2 separate regions of the Homo sapiens genome follow, and region 2 is linked to region 1. Evidence: read pairs that join two places in POLR2A ChIA-PET (ENCODE). Cell type or tissue: OCI-LY7. All regions are shown on one strand.

Evidence for each region. ChIA-PET counts read pairs that join two places held together with the same protein. Peaks named below come from ENCODE experiments on the same cell type or tissue, not always from the same donor. Only the 100,000 strongest peaks of a DNase experiment are listed, where the experiment ranks them.
Region 2: POLR2A ChIA-PET joins it to region 1 with 6 read pairs; 2 of 35 experiments call an interaction of 5 or more read pairs at or near these places.

Annotation. Positions count from the first base shown.
Region 1 is chr15:56,611,320-56,616,319 of GRCh38, reverse strand. No RefSeq gene overlaps it. Among named protein-coding and RNA genes, the nearest start is that of ZNF280D, 120 kb to the left of the region's middle. In OCI-LY7, no CTCF peak of the experiment used is centred here; a DNase peak (open chromatin) is centred at 2,309; H3K27ac peaks cover 1,596 bases.
Region 2 is chr15:57,282,387-57,287,386 of GRCh38, reverse strand. It overlaps TCF12 (transcription factor 12), which reads right to left. Exons shown (of 21, transcript NM_207037.2): 20 at 4,789-4,942; 21 at 1-1,230. The coding sequence ends at 4,800. Among named protein-coding and RNA genes, the nearest start is that of SNORD13D, 6.2 kb to the right of the region's middle. RefSeq lists an enhancer at 2,549-2,608. In OCI-LY7, no CTCF peak of the experiment used is centred here; a DNase peak (open chromatin) is centred at 2,646; H3K4me3 peaks cover 847 bases; H3K27ac peaks cover 1,565 bases.

The DNA.
Region 1 (5,000 bases):
AAGAAATTTTCTGAATATAGAACTGTGCATTGAACAGTAATTTTCTTTCAGCATATTGAAATACCATTTATTTTCTTCTCACTTCTATATCGATTACTAAGAAGATAGCTGTCCATCTAATTGTGCTTCTTTCTCTCAGGCTACATTTAAGATCTTTTGGTCTTCTGTATTCTGTAGATGCATAATGACGTGTTTAGGTATAGATTTCTGTTTATTATTCTGTTTGACTTATTAAAGCTTTTGGATCTGTGAAATAGTGACTTTTTGGAACATTCCCACTATCTATTCAAATATTGCTTCTGCTCCATTCTTTTTAAAACTGATTAAGTTCATGTTAGACTTTTTGACTGTATCCCCTATGACTCTTAACGTTTTTTTTCTTATTCACTCTGGGATATATTCTGCATAACTTAATTGTTTTAATATGCTCTCTTTATATTGAATCTGCTGTTAACTGTATCCATAAAATTTTAAAATTTTCAGTTATTACATTTTACACTGCAGACATTCTCTTTTTTTTCTTAAACTCTACTTGTAATTTACTCATTTTCAAGCTTGTCTTTTATTTATTAAAGCATATTAAGCAAAATTATTTTATGTCTGAATATTCCAGTGTCTAAACTTTTCTCACGTCTGATTCTGCTGTGGTTTCTGTTTGTTCTAACCTGTGGGGTCTTATTTCCTTAATGTTTGGTGATTTGTATTGTGTCCTAATGTCTTAATTGTCCTCACATGGTAATTCTTAGAGGCCTGGAATAAAGAAAGTTTCCTCCAAAGAGGATTAGATTGTGTCAATCATCTGAAGATCTGGAGGCACTATTAGTCCACTACTACTTTACAGTTATTATTGGAGGTTTTGGAGACTACAAAACTGATATAAAATTAGGCTGCAAACCTGCTTGAAGACCACATTGTGAATACAGATTATCAGGAGAAATCCTTCCTATCTCCAGCGTGCTGAAATTGGAGACAGATAATTTTTCTTAGTCCTAATGGTTGTGTCAGCAGAAGGAGGGCCTTGAGTGTAAGTTGTCCAGGTTTTTGGCGTTTTGAACAAAGAATTAGACAAAACCCACAAAGTAACAAAAGAATGAAACACAGGAATTAAGTATCAAAAGCAGGAATTTATTAGAGAAAGCACTCCACAGTGTGGGAGTGGGCTCAAACAAGCGGCCGATGGGCCCCGTTACAAAGTTTTCCAGGTTTTAAGTACTCCTGTTGAGGTTCCTACTGTTACCCCTTATCTGGATGAAGGATTTGGTTTGTGGCTAAAGGCTGAGGTGAATGGGTGCCCTGTGCAGATGAAGGGATGGTCCCTGCTTGGCCCCAAGGCCAATCCAAGGCACTCTCCCTTTCCATCTGAGACATGGTGGAAGGGGAGGGTGGCAGGGACAGCAGCCTTTGATCCTTTGCTACTCAGGTGGTTGTAGGGAGATGGAATTTTACCTTTTGGTTTAGCTTTAGGAAGTTGGCCTGAATTGGCCTTAGATTCCCTGCCTCCAGACCCAGGTGTTTTCTCTTTTAGAAAGTTAGCATAAATTGACCTCAGATTCCGTGCCCCCAAATCTTGGTGTTTTTCCTTGATTCAGCACGAAATGGCCTTCAGTTCCCTGCCTCCAGACCCTATTCTCCTGCCTCAGTTGGGGAAATGTGTAAGTATTTCTAATTCACCCTTATACTAAAGGGTAGATCCTTGTGATTTCAGCATTGTGTGAAGTTCTACTCGTAGATATAAACTGTATTTTCCATCTTCTGTTGACAAGGCTGTGAAAACCCATGCTCAGGTTCATCCAGCTCAGCAAACGTCTCAAGGAAGAAGTCATCTCTCTGGGTTCTGCCTTCAATTAGTTTTTCTCCAGAGTGTTTTTTTCTCTCTCTTTCCAGATTAAAGACCTATTTAAGAAAACTTTAAAATATTTTTGGTTATTTTCAGTGAATTTTTTTCTTGTCTCTCCTTAATAATTTTTATTGGGTGGTTTGGCGTTTTCATCTGCAGATTCATTTTAAGTGGTATTTTTTTTCCTTTGCCTCTTTCTGTGCTCCCTCTTCCCTGTCTAGTAGTTCTGTGGTTTCTCCCCTCTAGTTGTCTAGGACTCTACTCCAAAATTATGCCTCAGTGGCTAGAAACTCCAGTCTCAAAGTGGCAGCTGGCTCAGCATCTGAAGCAGTATGTAGCTTTGCTCAGATTTCTGTGCAGTTTTCTCTTATGCCACCCCCAACCATGAAGTTATACAGGTTTACAGAAGCAGTAACCTCAGGCAGTGATCACAGCTGTTTTCACACAGAGACCCCAGCTGTACCATGGTTCCATGCCACATACATAGTGCTTTCGTTACATCAAAGGAGTAAAAACTCCCAGTGGCCCCTAGCTGCTTCCTGGACCTAGACATCGGCAGGGCTGCCGCTTTAGCCCCACCTTACTAGGTTGCCGCCTTCTGTTTCTGACCCAAATAAATGCTTATTTTGTATCTGGGCATGCATGAAACTGTCTTTTTCTTGTTAATTGAATCTATAATTCACATTTGTAGAGAAGGGGGAGAGTTCAGTGTTGAATTTACAGCACTCTTGACCTAAATTGTCCTCTTCACACATTTTTCTCAGTTTATTTTGTTGTCCTTTTTCTAGCTGCTTCATTTGGATGCTTAGTTCCTTTTGAATTATTCTTATTTTCTAAAAATGAGTTTAAGGTGAATATTTTGTATAGCTAACATTTACTAACCGTTTGCTATATGGCAGGCACCAAGCTAAAAGTACTTTACGTTGATTATTTGCTGTAATCTTCCCAAAAGCCTTATGAAGTAGAAACTGTTAGTATCTTAGTTTATAAATAAGAAAGTTGAGATACACAGTGAATAAGAAATTAGTTACGTGTAACCAAATAGGTAGTCTGACTCTCAAAAGCCTGGGCTTTTGACTAGGATTAGATATGTACCAATCACAACCAGTTAAGTGATGCATACATATATATAAAGAAAGACTTAATAGACGTTTTTCATTTCTCAGTTTCCTTCCTGCTACCCAATATAGCTAAAGGGCAATGTATTTTTTGTTTGTTTGTTTGTTGTTTTTTGAGACGGAGTCTTGCTCTGTTGTCCAGGCTGGAGTACAGCGGTGTGATCTTGGCTCACTGCAACCTCCGCCTCCCGGGTTCAAACGATTTTGCTGCCTCAGCCTCCCGAGTAGCTAGGATAACAGAAGCCTGCCACCATGCCCAGCTAATTTTTGTATTTTTAGTAGAGATGGGGTTTTACTGTGTTGCCAAGGCTGCTCTCTCTCGAACTCCTGACCTCAGGTGATCCGCCCACCTCGGCCTCCCAAAATGTTGGGATTACAGGCGTGAGCCACGGCGCCCGGCCAGTGCACCACATTTTGAACTGTTACCCAATTATCTATTCAAAAATAAATTTAAATGAAATACCTATTTTAAGCCACTAAATTTGTAGGAATTTGTCATGCAGCACAGAAAACAAATACAAACTGTTTCTGGTTTTTAGCTATTATAAGTTGCTTTGAACATCGCATGCAAGTCTGTGTATGGACATAAGCTCCGATTTACCTTTGGTAAATAGGAATAGGATGACTGGGTGGCATGGTAAGTATGCTTTTAATTCTTTAGGAAACTGCTAAACTGTTTTCCGAAGGGGCTTTTTGTTATATTCTCAGCAGCATTGTATGAGAGTTGCAGTTGTTTCCAAATTGTCACTAACACTTGGTATGGTCAGTCTCTTTAATTTTGTCCATTCTAATGGGTGTGTAGTGGTAAATCAGAGAATATGCTTTCCATAATTTTAGCCTTTGACATATATTAAGATTGTCTTTAGGGCTGAGTATATGGCCAGTTTTGGTAAATGTTTTATATGCACTTGAAACAAATATATATTCTGCAGTTGTTGGGTACAATATTCTACATATATCTGGTAGGTCAATTTTCTTAATTTTGTTATTCAGAACTTTTATATCCTAACTGATTTTGTTTGACTACTTGTTCTATCAATTACTGGATAAGGTGAGTTAAAATCTTCTACTCTGAATTCATTTCTTTTTTCAGGTCTTCAGTTTTTGCTATATTTCAACCACTGATAGTTTTTCTTTTTGAGAATATCACATAAATGAAATTGTTACAGGAAAGGCATCCCGATCCAGACCCCAAGGGAGGGTTCTTGGATCTCATTCAAGAAAGAATTCAGGGCGAATCCACAGTGCAAGGCAAAAGCAAGTTTATTAAGAAAGTAAAGTGATTAAAGTACAGCTACTCCATAGACAGAGTAGGGCATTCCCGAAAGTAAGAGGAGGAACACGTCCACCCTAGGTACGATACTTGTCTATATATATAGGATAAAAAAAATCATTGGGAGATGTGCTCTGCTACAAGGGTTTGTGATAAAGGATTAATTTTCTTAATTACTGTATTTTACAATAATCGATATTACCATTAAAGCAAAACTAGGAATGCTTCTCTTCTCAAGATAGCAGGATATCAGGACACTCCCAAGTCTGGATCTGTTTAGTAAACATTATCCATCTGTTCCCTTAACCGTAAACATCTAGAGGCTAGGAATACATTAGTTTCTAGGAATGCAGCCCAGCAAGTCCCAGCCTCAGTTTCCCAGCCCTCACTCAAGACGGAGTCACCCTGGTTCGAACACCTCTGACAGACTGATACATTATGTAACACTTTGAGACTTTGATTCAGCATAAGGTCTATGAGATTTGTACAAGTTGTTGCATGTATCAATAGTTCATTCCTTTTTATTACTGAGTAGTAATCCATTCTATAAATAATATGTTTATTCATTCACCATTAAAGGACATATGGTTGTTTCCTGTTTGATTATGAATAGAGTTGGTATAAACATTCATGTACATATTTTTGTGTGACCATATGTCTTAATTTCTGTTGTAAATACCCAGGAGTAGGATTGCTGGGTCAAATGGTAAGTGTATGTTTAACTTACAAGAAACCAGCAAGCTGCTTTCCAGAGTAGCTGCACAATTTGCAT
Region 2 (5,000 bases), 670 kb before region 1:
CTTCCCCATTGACCAGCCATCCAAATGACAGAGAAATAAAGGCTAGGATAAGGAAATACGGGTGACCATTGCTCTTGTATTCCATTAGGTAATTAGCCTCAGAGTGGTGTGTTCATTTATCACACTACCTGCCTTGGTGACTACTGGGTTTTGTTATGTTCACCATAATCACAGCCTGAAAAAATCGTCTTTGTATTTTAAATGTATTTTGTGCTTACTTACAGCTAACACTTTACAAGTACTGTATGTAGTACTTACTGCTTGGAAAACAAAGCGATTTCTAAAAAGTAGATTCTTCCCTTGTAATTTACAATTTTGCTATTACAAGCTTTCCTATGAGATCTAGAAGCTTGAAAAGTCTTGGTTATTATTAGAAATAAAGCAATGTTTATTTGGGGGAAAACCTAGAGAACAAAATTTCCCCTTTTAAAATGCTAGCTAGGCTATGGTCACAGATGGTCTCTGCTTACCACTGTAAGGTAAATGTGCAAAGCACACAGGGCTGCACGGAGGAGGCTGGACTGTGACCATAAACTGTTCAGATTTAGAGATCAAATATAACACCCACAAAGAGAAAATAAAAATAAATCAAAAAATGAGAGCAAGAGAAATGCTATACCAAGTAATATTTTCCTATTTCATGGAAAACGCTATTCATATGGCAAGAGGATAGGAGAGGGCAACAAAAGACTTTTCCCTTCCTTTTTAAGACACTAATAGGTATGCCGGGAATGCTAAGGGCCAATGGTTGTCACTGCTTTGTTCTCTGCACGTGAACCGCTTTAATGTATGCTGGCATCAGCTGAGTGTAGATCAGCTTTCCACATTAACTTTTTCCCTTTATATGTAGACCTTACAGTTTCATAACAATAAATAAAATTTGTAGTTACAATGCATTTGTCAATTCAGTTTAGGCACAAGGCAACTTCCACGGTGAGTGGAGAGATCGAGACAGTCTCTGATTGTGCAGAAGCGACACACTGCTTGCAACAAAAGATTTGTTGCAAACATCTCATGGGCTGATGTTCTATCTGATGAGCTTCCTATCTTCACTTCTGATGGAAGTGTTGACCAGTTGCTTTGATCGTAGGATTACATTTGAGTTTCTTGGTTCAAGTGTTTTGTTTTTTCTTCTCCCTCCTGTCAGGTTTGTGTCTTCAGATAATCTGAGTTGTCCAAGTCCTTATGAGGAGAGGTCACCTTCTATCTAGCCTACTGATAACTCTGGAACTGTGGCAGGGACAGCCAAGGGAGAGGACAATACCAGTTAGTACATAATTGTTAAAAATAAAACACCTTCCCCCTCCCACCAACAAAAAAATGCTGGTATTCCTCATCTATATCCAGGTCTGCACTAAATTTGTAGTCTGCTAAGTGACTTAATGAACTTTTTCCTTTTAAGGTATACTGAAATGGTTTTACTTGATGTGTATGGTAAGGTTTTTTGTTTGTTTCTTTTCAGACAGTGTCTTGCTCTATCACCCTCGCTGGAGCGCAGTGGCATGATCATGGCTCAACGCAGCCTTCAACTCCTGGGCTCAAGCAATCCTCCCACCTCAGTCTTTGAGTAGCTGGGACTACAGGTGTGCACCACCACACCCGGCTATATGGTAAGATTTTTAAAGGAGATCATGCGATTACAGAATCACAAACTATAGGCGTATAAAACAGCTGCCGCAATGATGCAAACCTTCATTTTAATAACACTCAAGTTGGCAATAACTGAGCTCTGAGGTGCTACTCATTCATTCCTCAGTAGTGAGACAATGGTAAAGCCCTCAATTTGCTGCTGCCTCCACTCAACCACAGTGTTAATAGTTTACATTTATTTCATCTAAACTGAGAGCACCTGAGGTCAGAGGCTACCTTGCATTCATTTTCATATTGGTCCCAGTTCCTGGTCCACAGTAGGTCCTCAACAAATGTTTGCTATTTATTAAGAATATTTTACTCTATTAGTACAAATTCTATACATACTTATGTTCCCAATATAATATATATAGCAGTAACTCTGAAATTTTCTACTTTAAATTTTTAATAAAATAGTTTTAGATAGAATCATAACTTTTACTTCCTTATTAAACAATAACCACAGTATTGTTTAGGTACACAGCAATGCTCTTAGGGACGGAAAACTAAGATATTCAAAGCTACTTGGCCTACATTACAGGATGGCAAATTTTTGTACGTTTATAACCAGTCATTCTGTGGTCATGTCTTAGCCATTTTGATTCTAGTAGCATTGTTCCTGCTGCCCTGTCTCTTGCTACTTTTAATCTGCTATCCAATTTATGAAACCAGATAACTATCTTTATGAAATTAGCAACCTTAACACATATTCTAAGATGACAAACACTAGCCTATACAATCTATGGAACAAAGTGCATTCACTACATGTCTCATATCTTGATGCCTTTTTAAACTTAAAAGAATTCTTGATCCTTTTTTGATAGGTGGGAATGCCCAAAGTTTAATTTTAACCTAAGTGGGAAAATTTCCACATTATAAAGAGATAAAGGTAGAGCTATGAGAGCAGTATGAAATAGAGAAGTAGTAAAAGCACAGGAAGTAAACAGAAGGAAACGAGATGAGAATAAGAAGACAAAGTTGAACGAGTAAGAGAGACTGAGAAGAAAACAAGAGGAAATGGGTAGAACTAACTAGAGCGAGACAAGAAAAATAAGACACAGGCTCCAAGAGAAGTGTTAGGGCAGAATGCCTAGTGCTCTTTTTCACAGCTTGGTGGTTATCTGGGACCTGAGCATAAGTTACCTCTCCCATCACTCTTCTTTGAAATAATCTATCAGTTTAGAAAGTCTCTTTTGCACTGAGAAATAGTGGCATGGTTTTATTTTAAAACTTCAAAGTTAATTTTTTGGCCGGGCTCAGCGGCTCACGCCTGTAACGCCAGCACTTGGGGAAGCCGAGGTGGTCGGATCGCTTGAGGTCAGGAGTTTGAGACCAGGCTGGGCAGCCTGGCGAAACGCTGTCTCTACTAAAAATACAAAAAAATTAGCTGGGCGTGGTGGTGTATGTCTGTAATCCCAGCTACTCAGGAGGCTGAGGTGGAAGAATTGCTCAAACCCAGGAGGCGGGAGTTGGAGTGAGCCGAGATGATCACACCATTGCACTCCAGCTCAGGCGACAGAGTCAAACTCCATCTCAAAACAAACAAACAAACAACAACAACAACAAAAAAATCCCAGAACAAACAAAAAAACTTCAAAGTTTATTTTTGAAGCAAAAATACTTACTGTTTCATAGTAGTCTATATTTTCTACAGAGTATGAAACAATGATCTAGGTTTTAGAGGATCTGTAAACTAGCTCTTGCCTAAAGTCCCTGACATGTACAATCTGTTAGATTGCTGGATACTTTTTGTGGGGGAGGTAGTTTGAGGTTTTCTCCAGTGTGCTAATGTTACAGTTATAACTGACTTACGAAATAACTGCCTTAACTCTTCTTTTCTTTTACCCTAAATGAAATCTTCTTTGTGGTCTGGTTTGACCCTATATGTAGTCTCATTTGACCCTATATGTAGTCTCATTTGACCCTATATATGTAGTGGCGGTAGGAACTAAAACCCTCAGGAAAAGGTGAGTTACTAATATTTGTAGTTTATCTATCAAACAATCTATCAAATTCCAGACTTTCAGTTCAAAATGAGACAGCCACGAAACTGACCAAATGAAACTGCACTTGATATTTTTTTCTGTTCCACACCCCGCACTCATCTGCCTTTACTTACTACCTTTAATCTGTTGATAAAATTGGGAAAAAAACTACATACTGCTGAAAGCAGATTATAAAAATGAAGTTACCAGCTGGGCGAGGTGGCTCATGCCTGTAATCCTAGCACTTTGGGAGGCTGAGGCGGGTGGATCACCTGAGGTTAGGAGTTCGAGACCAGCCTGGCCAACATCGTGAAATCCCATCTCTACTAAAAATACAAAAATTAGCCGGGCATGGTGGTGCACACCTGTAATCCCAGCTAGTCTACTCGGGAGGCTGAGGCAGGAGAATTGCTGGAACCTGGGAAGCAGAGACTGCAGTTAGCTGAGATCGTGCCACTGCACTCCAGCCTGGGCAACAGAGCGAGACTCTGTCTTGAGGAAAAAAAAAAAAAATCACAAGGAACTGAATTATGTTTAGTCCATGAAAAGGAAGATATAAAGAACAGTCTTTGAACAAGTAAAATTCCACCAGAGAGAAGGGCATTCTGGCTCTAACATATATAATAACTTCCCATTCATTAATAGATTCTAGAGGGTGTTAACTGATGTGCTTGCAAGTGGGGAAGAAGCATCATATCATAAACTTGCATTATTGATCCAAATACAAGTGATAACTTTTTCATGTATAAAGGCTTCATGACAAAAAGCTAGATAATTGGCAGAAAACTGGTTGATGATATAGTCAGCATTTCTGAATAAAGAAATGAAGAACATGAGTGGTAACAAGAGCGTTTTCTGACGGTTGAGTCATTGTACTATTTCTTCTTGGATCAGGAAGATACTCATGTAAGAGAGTACACATGATGACTCCGAACAGAAGAACCAAAGTCACAAGATACTGCCACACTTTGAAGAAAATGGCAATTTGCTATAAAATGACACTGGCTCTCTAAGTCTGATAATGTAACAGAAAGACAAACTGTTATATTTCAAATTACATGTGACCTTTACAATGGCCACTGCTCACTAGAGAATTCTGTTCAAAGATTCTAACCCAGTTTAAGATGAATCTTAAGGTTATTTCCTTGCTGTTTCTTTTCAAACCCGTACTTACCTGGCTGATGTTTACATATGACCCATAGGGTTGGTAGTTTCACTAAGCCCAGGATGGGTTCCTGGCAGTGTGGTTGGCGGCTCTGCCGATACGGCAGAAACTTTTTCTTCTTCCCTTCTCTTAAGGCAGGCTGCTTTGGGGTTAAGGTTCCTCTCTAAAACAGGGGGAAAGAATTTTTATCACTATGGTTTTAAGTTATGAATTAGGTCTCA